2 separate regions of the Mus musculus genome follow, and region 2 is linked to region 1. The links are chromatin loops, found by intact Hi-C in ENCODE. Cell type or tissue: left cerebral cortex. All regions are shown on one strand. Each heading gives the region's core, and the rest is flanking DNA. Links, peaks and the distances in the headings are about the cores only.

Evidence for each region. Hi-C counts contacts between places; a loop is a spot of excess contacts. Peaks named below come from ENCODE experiments on the same cell type or tissue, not always from the same donor. Only the 100,000 strongest peaks of a DNase experiment are listed, where the experiment ranks them.
Region 2: a loop joins it to region 1, with 2.3 times the contacts of the local background. A loop is called at or near these places in 3 of 42 quality-filtered maps.

The regions. Positions count from the first base shown.
Region 1 is chr13:45,743,833-45,749,911 of GRCm38, reverse strand. The region is part of intron 4 of Atxn1 (ataxin 1); the gene reads left to right. Among named protein-coding and RNA genes, the nearest start is that of Atxn1, 220 kb to the left of the region's middle. In left cerebral cortex, for the core only: a CTCF peak has its summit at 3,279 (motif pointing left); DNase peaks (open chromatin) are centred at 3,376 and 3,563; H3K27ac peaks cover 1,278 bases.
Region 2 is chr13:45,805,064-45,811,142 of GRCm38, reverse strand. All of the region lies in intron 3 of Atxn1 (ataxin 1), which reads left to right. Among named protein-coding and RNA genes, the nearest start is that of Atxn1, 160 kb to the left of the region's middle. In left cerebral cortex, for the core only: a CTCF peak has its summit at 3,158 (motif pointing right); DNase peaks (open chromatin) are centred at 3,180 and 3,462; H3K4me3 peaks cover 604 bases; H3K27ac peaks cover 1,009 bases.

The DNA of each region.
Region 1 (6,079 bases), core at 1,941-4,440:
GCTGGCGAAAGGGAGCCCTTCATTATCCTGACTGCACAGGGCTGTGTCTTACAAGTTTTCTGCTCTCTCCTCTGAGATGGTCACCCTCACCCAAGCCCCATTAGCTTTTCCATGGTAATAGAAGGTGACAAAATGCTTGAGGAAACCCCATGTCTACATATGATGGGGACCCCATGGCACTACAGAGAGCTGTGTGTATAGGTTCAAAGATCTTAAAGTCTCTAGATCTTCCAGCCATTGTTAGTGGGGAATTGTCAAATGATTATGGCTATACTCTAGACATGAAGCCCCCAGGATCACGGACTCACTCGTGGGTTGCCAGGAGTGTGCTGACTTGAAGAAAAAGTTCCGGGGAGCGGGGGGAGAGGGGCAGTCTGGAGCTGAAGTTCCCAAGCAGAGGTCCTGTTGTGTGTGATCCTGAGACACAACTTGGACACAGCCTGGACAGCTGGCTCTGATTACTGTGGGAACAGTGTGAGGAAGGCCATTGTCAGATTCCTCAGGGCTCAAAGGCACCGCCTTCCTAACACACTTGATCCCTGCTGGCAAGGAAAGACAAGGAACGAAGGAGTGTGGGATAGACAGGGTAGAGAAGGCCAAAGGTTGGAGTAAGCCGACGACTTCTGGTTTCTCTTGGTTTGGAAGCAAGGCTCAAAGCTGTTCTGTGACCCTCTCAGCCTGGTGTACTAAGACTTAAAGCCCCTAATGCCCTCTGTGCCTCTAGTCATTTTTTGTGTGCTAGACTTGATAATGAAAAAAAGAAATTGTTCATATGGTGTTCCTGTCTCTCACCTGGCCCCTGCCTGGACAAGGTCCTTACTAGTTAGTTTTCTAGCTGCTGTGATAAAAACAGCTGACAAAGGCAGCCTACAGTAGGAGGAGTTAGGGAAGGATATAGATCATCATGCAGAAAGGGCATGGTAATAGAAGCAGTTGGTCGAGTTGTGTCTGCAACCAAGAAGCAGGAAGCAGACCAGAAGTAGGACTGGGCAACGAATCACAAGGCCTGCCCCCAGTGGCCCACTTCCATCATTGAGAATCAGTCTCCAAAAAGCTCCACAGCATTCCAAAGCAGCATCGCCCACTTCAAACCAGTGTTTCAACCCATGAGCTCATGAGAGGTGTGTCACACTCAAACCATAACAGTGTCTCGCTCTTAACTCAGTCTGGCTTTGAGCTTCCTATCCTCCCCACCCCCACCCCTGCCCCCACAGCCTTCTCTGTGCCAGAAATTACAGGCGTGAGCCGCCACGCCCAGAAAAATAGAATTTCTGTGCAATTTCACATGCCACAATCAAGTTCTCTGATTCCAAAGCTTCTTGATGCTTTAAGCACAGATCTGACTAGCACACGGGGTCTCTAGTGACCTTCTGAGGAGTTAGTGGTGTTTAGCCCCAAGCCCAGAGGTCAGCAACGAGCTTAAACTCAAGGACAAAGCTCTAAAAGCATTAGCTAGCAATGCTTGAGAAGGCAGACACTCTAGAGAGCCCTCACTGTGCCAGACTTTGGGGGTTTTGAGAAAATAGTTGAGGGTCAGAGAGATGGCTCAACTGGTGAAGTCTCTTGGCACCAAACCTGATGAATTGAGTTTAAAATGTAGAACATACACAAGGAAAGGAGAGAAACCACCCCCTACGAATTGTCCTCTGACCTCCACATGCCTGTTGAAGCATGCCTGCCCCCACCAAAACAAACAAACAAACAAACAAACAAGCAAGCAAGCAAATAATGTAAAAGACAAGGTTTAAGATAAAATAGGGACTGGAGAAATTGCTCCGCAGATAAGAGTACTTGTTCTTACAGAGGACCTGGGTTCAGTTTCCATGACCCATGTGGTAGCCCATAACCTTCTGTGAATCCAGTTCCAGGAGATATAATGCCCCCTTATGACCTCCTCGGACACTGCAGGCAAGCAAATACTCCAAATGTAAGAATCTTAAAAACTAGTAGCTGAAATCATGATGCCCAGTACACTAACCATCAATGCCTAGGCCTTCAATCACAGGGCTGTGATTCAAGGGCCATTTAGAAGATTAGCACATAGGTAAGCAATCATTTTTTCCCTCCTGGCGTACTGTCCTGTGACGCTCACAGGACCTTGGTTTAGGGTGTGATGTCAGACTTTTGTGCTTTCCTGTGAGCAGGTGTATGGTGGGTTGCCTTGTCCCATCCCAAACGAAGAGAACAGAAACAGTGCTTCTGCGTCCGAGCTTAGTCAGGTTCCAGTGTTGCTGTCTTTCCAGATGTGGCAAAGGGCACCATAAACGACTGTTCCTCAGGAAATAGGCACCAAGCCACAGTGGCCTCCCTGCTTACCTCTCCCCCGCCCAACCCCTGGCCTGGAATGATGTGGTGGCCTCGGGACAGGAAAGAGATGAGCAGAACCGAAGCCATAGCTCCACTCTGTGCACACCGCTTGCCCCATATTTCTAACTCGCCATCTTTTCAGTTCCAAACCCTCTGTGTTAAGTAAATGCTCCATTGCTGTGAAGAGTGTGTGCAGCTCCTGGTGAACCACGCTAGGTTTACACTTCAGAAGCAGCAAGGTGTGTGGCTTGGCATTGTTGGCATATTTCTTTGCAGGAAGTATACATGTGTGTGAATGTGTGTCTGTGTGTGTACGTGCATATGTATGTATATACATTAGTGTATGTATATATATGCATATTTGTGTATGTACATGTGTATATATGTGTATGTCTATGTGTGTAAATATGTGTATATATGTGTTTGCATGTGTATATTTGTGTAACTCTGTATGTGTGTACATGTGTGTATTGTGTTCATGTGTGTATATATGTTTGTATGTATGTGAATGCATGTATGTATGTATTCATGTGCTATGTATGTACAAGTTCATATATATATACATACACATATATGTGTGTATATATATATATATATATATATATATATATATATATATATGCACACACACTTGTGTGTGTGTGTATGCATGGATGTGGTCAGAGAACAATTTCAAGACACCATCTCGTGTTGTTTCTCAGAGTACCACCCATCTTATTTTTTGAGACTATGGACTTTCCTTGGCCTGAAACTCTTGAGTGGCTAAGCTGGTGGCCCAGTGAGCCCCAGGGAATCTCCTGCCTGGCCTCCCCAATGCTGGTGTTACAAGCACATGCCACCACACCTAGAAACATGTGTTCTTGGGTGAACTCAGGTCCTCATGTTTGCAGAGCATGGGGTCATTTGCCAACTGAGTGGTCCTGAAGTGTCTCTCTCTTCTGGCAATACACCAGGGCCCTCCTAGCACTTACCAATGACTGCCCCCTACTGCTCCAGAGCATTGAGTACAACTTGGTGTCTGCCTTGGAGAAAGCCTTTTTCCCCTGAGTCCCGGGGTGAGCTCAGTGAAGTGTGTAAGTTAAGGCTGTCAAGACAGGATGACGACAGGGTGGAAGGCAGGATGAAACTGCAGCCTGACTCCTAATGCCACCGCTTCTCCTTCCCTTGCTGAAGCTTAGCGCTCTCTGCTATTTGAAGAGAGCAATTTAGATTTATATTAAGGAATGCATAAGTAGGTTTCTGTGATGAAATCTCATCTGAATCAACTGTGGAGAGTGTATGCTAATGAGTGTGCACAGGGCCTCCCTTCCGGAAGCAGCCGCCCCCCCTCAACTCCCTCACCCACAAGACATCCGAAAGGAACTCAGAACTCAATCTGTGGGGAAAGGTTAGCCCCCTTTCCCTGTCTCTCAGTATCACACCTCTCCTTGTAGAGCCGTAAAGCACTTGACAAGCCTTCAAGTAATTCCAGGTGATGGATTCCCCCCACCCCGGGAGACCCATAAGAGCTGGTTTTACATAGAAGCACATATGACTTCAGTTTCAATCAGAGTATTTGACTCTCTCGCATCGCTTGGCATCACCAGAGCCGCCTTTAGCTTCCCCTGCAGTTCACACTCTCATTCTTCTTCTTAGAGTTTTGGCTGCTCACTGGTAAGATGTCAGAAACCTTTAGAGTCAGCCATGCCAATGTGCAACTTTGGCCAAGGCACTTTTCCTGGGTGGGACACAATTTCCTTGTCTAAGTGAGGAGTCTGGCTGAAGACTCTTGGGGCGGAGGACTAGTCCCCACCTCTCTGATGTTCTGTAACCTCCATGGCTTTGTGCTTGCGGGGAGTCAGTATGAACCTCCAGTACTTGTACATCTTGCAGAATGGCCCCGTCTTCCTGCTCTACTTTCTATCATTCCTTGAAAGGTGCTCAGATTGGGTTCAAGGCTTTTCAGTCCTGGTAAACAAGCACACAAAACCCAAAACCCGTGGTCACACCTTGACTTCCACCCCAACTACTGATGAATATTCAGACCACCAAAAGTTGTGGGTTTCTGGAGGTCAGCAGGAAAATCCCTCAGGGCTGGAAATGGACAGGCACAGACTAGATCCCGAGAAAGAAATAGAAAAGCTTGAATGGTTGAGCCAGGCCAGAGGGCTCTTGCCTTTCTCCCTAGGGCTAGAGATATCAATGGGACATAAAGGAAGGTAACAGGTTACCCCTCTCTTCTAGTTTCAGTGGAGTTAGGGTCAAGGCCATCCTGCTACTTCTCTTTGCTGTGGATAAAGGGGTCCTAGAGGTGTCCCCAAAGACTTTATACAAATCCTTTCTGTCTCCCACAAGCCTTCAGGCTTCAGGCTCCTTCAGTCTCTCTGTGAGATCAGTTTGCTTATTTAGCTCTGCTGTATGTCACAGTTATATAATGTTTCTGCAAAAGAAAAACGCCATGGGTTTTGTATTTTTTTTGAAAACTAAAGGTATGTATGCAGTGGGAGAGGTTGTGTGCAAAGCAGCACGACCTTAGATGAGTCATGTGATTTCCTCAAACCTCACCTCCTTTATCTGGAAGTGAGGCTTATCAGGGGCTCTTGCTCTGTCTTGTGAGATGACTTAAAAGATGACTTGTCGAATCATCCCTTCATCTCACACACAAGCGCGCGTGGGTCTCTACAGCCTCCACTGGGAGAGAGATTACACATGCAGAGTGGTTATTTCAAGCTGATATATAAAGCATAGACAGAAATATATAGTTTGTAAAGCTGCGAATACCAGCATCAATGAGGCTGCAGCAGTTGTTAACTAGACAATTTAATAATTGTGTGTCTAATCTCTTGGGTTTAAAAACAGCTATGGTCCCTCCACCATGCCTCTCCTTCAAGTGAGTCTTACTCAAGCCTCTATGTCTTGGTGTTCCTAGCTGTTCAATGGACAGTAAAAATACAGACCGTTTCCCTAGAATGTTGGAAATGCTAAGCTAATTCTCATTTGTTAAGAGACTAGAGTCTATCATATGGGAATCACTATAAAACATATATTAATCATTGCTGACATTTTTCCTGCTTTATAATGGAGATCCGTGCTGTGGGGCAAGTTTTTAAATGGGGGAATCTGTTTTTTGTTTTGTTTTTTGTTTTTTGTTTGTTTTTTTAGTAATCAGCATGACAGTCATTTGTGGTTTTGGTTTTTTTTTTTTTTTTTTTTGTTTTTTTTTTCTTTTTCTGAGACAGGGTCTCATGTATTCTCAGAGCCTCAAACACTAGGTAGCCAGAGATTCCCTTGAACTTCTCATCTTCCTGCCTTCCCCTCCCACATGCTAGGATTATAGACGTACCCCACCACACCTGACTTGTGTGGTGCTGAAGATTAACCCTCCCAGGCACTCAAATGGAAACCTGGGGAATCACCAGGTAGAGAAAAGAGAGTCCCCCCCTCCCTCCCACCATGCTTCCCTCGAATGCATTCTGTTCTCCCTCCCTGTTCTGAGCTGGATTGGCACCCCTCGCACAGAACAAAGGCTTCACTTTGCAGAAAGCATCCTTCTGCCTTGGTGTGTCATCTGCCTTTAAGCGTATAATTTGCTTCTGATCTGTGCAGGAAACTCCCTGGAGAAGGCTGGGTGGATGTTATGCAGAGCTCCTGTATCGATCAGGGACACCGCTGTGCTATAGTGGGTGGCTGAGGGCATTCTTATCAAGTTACTCTAATTGTTGACCTTGAGGCCTATCGGGTGACAAAACCATATAGACGGATTCCTGGTTACAGAATGCCCTTGTTTAGAGGT
Region 2 (6,079 bases), core at 1,824-4,323, 61 kb before region 1:
TTGTTGCCTGCGTAGCTGTTAATGGATTCCTTTGACACACGGCCCTACCATCTAAAGAGACTTCCTTCATCGTACCTGGTAGTCCCAGTACACAGGCTTGATTCTGAAACTTGAGCCACTTAAATGCTGGTGACCCAGACTTCCTCTTGCTTCCCAGTCTGCGCCTCGCTCTAGACCCCTGCCCCTCCAGCCTACACTCTTCCACACTGCGATTACTCTGTTATTCTCCTTCCTGAGATAGAGAATCAAGTATCGTGTTTCTGGTCTTGTCTTCTGTGTGATTATTTCTCTGGGCTATGTAACAAAATAGCTTCAGGTTAAGAGGTCTGGGCCCTAGTCATATTCCTGGGGTTCTGAAGTATTCATAGAAGCTGCACTCGAAGCTCAGAGCTAGGCGTTCATAAAACACAACCAGAGAGGCTTTCAGATCCCCTGAACCATTGATGCAATCCTCTGGAATCATGAACTCCTGCAGAACATTTAGCATAGAAAGCAGTCTGTAGAAAGTAAGCCTGTGCCCAGATTGCCAGACACACAACTTTTATGCACGGAAGCCACACTTGTATCTCTGTAATGGTCCCCAGGAGTGCCGTGCCACCCGGCCCAATTAGGTGCGGGAAAACATACCAGCCAGCAGCAACCCACTCTGCCCGCAATAATGTTTACGATTCAAAGCGTGGCCTGAGCCACCCTTTGCACTTTTCCTCTTGGCCTTTACAGCTGGGTTCTGGTTGTTCAGCAGATAATTGCTTCAGCCCAGAAGCCTCAGCAAACCTCGAAGGCCCTTGTCTTACTGGGGATGGCAAGAATGCCAGCAGATTTTTTTTTTTTTAAAGGAGACAAAGAACAATAGCATCACATGTCTTTGAGTAAGAGTGAACAAAACAACTCTCTTCAGGTCCGAACACAATGCAGTCAAATGACAAAACAAGACGGAGGTCAAGTGCGGGCAGGCAGTGGGAGGGTCATAGGCTTAACGAACCCAGTCAAGGCATATTCAGTGTCTGGTGTTTTCTCTTCTCACTGGTCGAGGGGCAGTTGTTGTTAATAAAAGTGACTTAGAAGAAGAGATGCTGTAGAGAACGTGGTGTCCGTTGCGTGTTTGTGTAAGTGGGGGAGGGGTGCCGCTGTTTAGAAAGTCAGGATGGGTCTGGAGCAGAGACAGGGCTGCCAGGGTTGTGCAGAGCAGCCCTCGTGGGGCAGACGCTCCCTAGCCAGGAGGAGTGAGGCACTGCAATCCCTGCCCGTAGGAAGTGGAAGGAGGAGGATCGGACGTGGAGTTCTTCTTCAGATATATAGCAAGACTGAGACCAGTCTAGATTATAGGAGACTCTGTCTCAGCGAACCAAAATAGAAAGCAGAATTTGAACTAAGAAGGACTGGGGTAGGTGACAGATGTAGATGTCAATAATATTGCCATCGTCCGTCCGTTGAAGGGCTGTTATCTACACACCAGGAGGCTGGGAGCCTCCGGCCAGTGCACATGATCCAGAAATAGGCAGTGTGAGCTGCATGCCTGGGACTAGCCAGGTGAGCTACTGTTTAGTAGCTGGATGTGACAGATGAGGGGAAAAGTCATTACAGATGAAGGCCATGGTTTGTACAAACAAGAGTACTCTTGTTTGAAGGTCTCCTTGTTCCCGACTGGTACATTACTGTACTTCAAGAGTTGGCTTCTGGCAGGTGAACACGGTTGCTGGGGTAGGAGGGCACAGTGATAGGTGTTTGAGATGCTGGATGCAAAATGGCGAGGCTCCTCTGACTGCTGTTAGACTTTGCTGGCATTGCTTTGATATTTGATCTTTGGTGCAGGATTCAACCCTGGGTCTTTCATATGCATTGAGTGGCCCCCCCTAGCCTTTGAAGGGGGTCTAGGGAATAGCTTGTATCAGGTCCCCATTGCCACCTCCCCATGCTCAGACCTGGGCAGGGGACCTTATGAGAACCCCCCCTTTACAAGTTTCTAGCCTAAGAGATCAAGTTTCATGTGCCATCCATCCCACCGTACCTCCGCTCTTCCAGGTGGGACTGTCCTCTTGGTGCCAACCTGGAAAATCTTGAGAGAGGTAGGGGGTTTGTAGAACTGGGTTCTCTGTCCTCCATGCCACCTCCTGCTGTGATCCAGAGATACTCTCTGGGGGGGGCAAGGTCCTTATAAATCCTTTTCTAAAGACTTAGGATGTATTTATCTTGTGTGGAAGCAGGCAAGCATGTGCGATGGGGCATGGGGAGAGGGGAAGAACTTGTGGAAACTGGTTCTCTCCTACTATGTGGGTTCCAAGTGATCAAGGTGTTCATTGGGGTGAATGGTAACCACCGTTGCCTGCTGAGCCATCTTTCCAGGCCTGCCTTCACTGAATCTCGCCTCTAGGTCCCCACATCCCCTTTCCCCACCAAGCTACCTCTTTATTCTACTTAATACTCTGGTTACTCTAACTCGTTCTACCTCCTGACTGGTTGCTCATATCCTCACCTATACCTTTAATTCCCACCCCCAATCCTCCATGCCCCCCACCTATCTAAACTTTAGCCATAGCACATATATTTGATGTTTTAGAGGGGTGAAGCCTTTTTTTGAGGTAGGGTCTCACTCTAGCCCAGGCTGACTTGAATCTCACTATGCAGTCCAGGCTGACCCGAAACTCAAATTGATCTTCTTCCTACTTGGGCTTGCAGAGTGTCTGGATCACTGATGTGAGCCACCATTCCTGGCTCATTTATACTTGGTTTTGAAAATTGGACCTTTGAATGAAGCCTGGGTCAGCTGTAGGTTTTTGCAAACTACCCTTCTTATGGTGGGGACTGAGGGAGCTGTGTGTTTCTCTCCCTCCTTGGTTACCTGCTTGCTTCAACACCTGTCTTCCCTTACTTACCTGGCAGGCAGGGGGCAGGGATGCCATCCATGATCAAGGGATTATGTTTTCTACCACTCTCGGGCAGTCAGTGTTAATTAAGGCTTTGTATACTCTACCTAGGGAATCGTTAGCAGTTCTGACTTGAAAATTTGTAGCTGGCTCAAACTGTGTTCTGGGATGAATGGATGGCACTATATCTGTACTGTTGAACTATCTATCCTTAGGCAATGGATTGCAAGGAGAAGAGAGAGGAGAAAGACAGAATTAGGGTTTTAGGTAGGATTTAGCAGGAGAACAATACTCAGAGCTGCCTGTAGGGGGCGCATGGCTACGGGGTGGACCCCAGCTCGCAGGCATTCCAGAACTGCTATAATAGGGTTGTCCCTCTTGAACTAGATTTGATTCTGGGGGTGGGAGGGGGGTGCAGAGCCTTAGCAGAAGTGGTCAGTCTATTCCCTCGGCTGCTGTGATTCCCTGCACTCGGGCTCTTCCGCGTCCCGAGAGTGGTCCTTAAGATGATGTGGCCGGCCAGGATGTATCATTATCTCCTAACGGGTACACTGACGACACCGCACCACATCCTCGCCTCTTCTAATTTGTAAGTGAGTAACGCACGCTCAGGCGCTGTCTGGAACATGAACCTGGTTGGTGATTTCAAAGCATCTCCGTCCAGAAGGCAGGCTTTAACACGCACTGAAACAGGCCTTTTGAAAGTAGGAACTGTTTACCCATTCAGAACATCCACTGCTGCCTGATGCCAGAAAGGAAAGGAAAGCTTTTGATGCGTTGCTTTAAAAATTAAAGGGTTTAAAAGTAGCTTTTTTTTTTTTCTTTTTAAGGAGGCAAACAATGAGTGAAGTGTATTCCTAAGAAGACAATAGGGTGATTCAAGACTGTTAATGGCTTGGGAGGACCCTCGCGGTGGAGAGGAATTAGGAAAGGGAGACCTCAGGGGCTTTAGGGGGCCCCGTTGGGGAAAGGGAGACGTTCTCCAAGGTAAACTTCACTTTCCCCTTTAGTCTGCATAAAATAGAGGGTGCCCATCCATCCACTGGGGCCAAAATAGACCTGTGGGAGGTGCGTTGCACTTTGCCTTACGCTGAGCACACGGAAGGCATTTCTCTGTGGGGGTAACAGGGCCTTAATTCCCTTGGCATGGATTGGGGAAAGCTGTAAGATGTCCGAGATCCCTGAAATGCATGAGGACCTGCTACTCGGCGAGTAGATTCCACTTGCAAACAAAATAAAACAAACAAACAAACAAACAAAAACAAATCAAAAAGCTTTTTTTTTTTTTTTTTTTTTTTTAACTAGCATTGCCTGTGAGTTGCAAACAGGTGGGCGTTAAGTAACTGGCCAGTTCTCTGGTTGCGTCCTGGTCTAAGGTCGGAATGAGGGTAAAAGGATGGTTTTCATCAATGTTATTGGAAGAATAGGAATAAGCCAGAAGCCTCAGGGAGTCTTGCCCTACCCCCTGTCCTGTGTCCTAAAGGCACATGTCTCTCTTACTGTGGTATCAGAAAGATTCGGCGTGAGTCTTTTGCTCTCTGTTCCCCCTAGGGGTGATATATTAACATTCCGTTTAGTATCAAGGTGGAAGGATTTTACCCCTTTTGTGATCTCAGCAACTCCCCTCACTTTGTCTGATGTTCTGAATCTTATCTCGTCTGCCCTGAAATTTTCAGCTTTCCAGATTGTATGGAGACATCACAGAAAGGCAAATACAGGGGCCGATAGATCCATCCCCAAGATGAGTCATTTTATAAGCAGCAAAAGGTATGCTGTGGTCTCCGGGCCTCACTCACTTCAGCCCTCCGCAGGACGGCTGCCATGTCACTCTGATTGGCATGTGCATTCAGGCTGGATAGAAGCTGTTTCTTGAGTCGTAGCTTAGAGGTGATTAAGCTTGTGAAGTGCTTCGAGGCCATTACTCTCATTCATTTACTCCAGACAAACATTTGTTGTTGAATGAATAGTGACTTTGATTTTAAAAAACACCACCCAAGCATAAAACACTGGCGGCTTGCAGATAGCAATTTTTTGATTTGCTCTCCTAAAGGAACTTCATTAGCAAACTCTCATGAATCTTGAACCTCCAGGAGAATAATCCCTGCCTTTGTTGGGAGTTTTAAATTTAGAATAATCAGACAATAGTGAGACATTCTGTTCAAAGCCTTCCTTCTAGGCTACCCATTTATTATACCCACTCTTAAGAGGAGATGGATTTGATTAGTGAGGAACATTCACCCGGGGATTTTTTTTTTTTTTTTTTTTTTTTTGCATAGCTAATACCAGGGAGACATTTTCTAAAAGTTGTGTCTGCTGCCTAATATTATTAGACGGGCAACTTTTAATTATCTGTGTTAATGTAATCAGCGGTGTGGATACTCTAGAATCACTTCCTTTGACGTTGGGGGATTACTGTAAGATGCCTTTTGTTTTTTTGTGTGGTTTTGCTTAGATATGAAAATGGCACTGCATTCTTTGTGGCTGCCATTGACCCAGGCAGAATGGAGACCAGATAGGAAGGGTCAGCTGGCTTCCTAAGATGTGTTGCCGATAGCACACGGCATGTGTCGTTCAGGGCTATGAAAGGAGGTTCAAGTATGTCGTTAGTATTTGTGCACATGCCTCTGTGTGTGTGTGTGTGTGTGTGTGCATATGTGTGGAGGCCAAAGTTCAACTTCAAGAAGCATCCCTCAGGACACCCTCCACTTTACTTTTTGAGGCAATGTCTCTATGTGGCTTGGAAACCTGCCACCAGTCTATGCTGGTTAACCTTCAAGGTGCCCCAGTGTTAGGGTTAATAAGAGCACCATCCCAGCTGGCTCTAAAGGCATGTTTTAAGCTTGGGCTCTGGAGATGGAACTCAGAACCTCATGCTTGCAAGGCAAGTATTTTACAAACTGGGCTACCTTTCCAGTCCTATTGACCTCGGTTATTGGTAGAAAATAACCATGATTCATTTACTACAGTTTCATAAGGAAAAAAAAATCATACCATTACATTCAAGATGTCCAGGTATGGCGTGATATTCATCTTGAAAGTTGTTTTGCTTTTGAGACAGGGTCTTAATACACATCTTCTAGTGCCCTTTAAACTCTTAGTGATCCCCCTGCCTCAGGAGGAGGGGATTACAGACATGTTATTATCCTGCTCTGCTAAAGTTTCCTAAAAGTGAATAGATTTATTTACTACTCCAGTGACATTTAGCAATGAACACT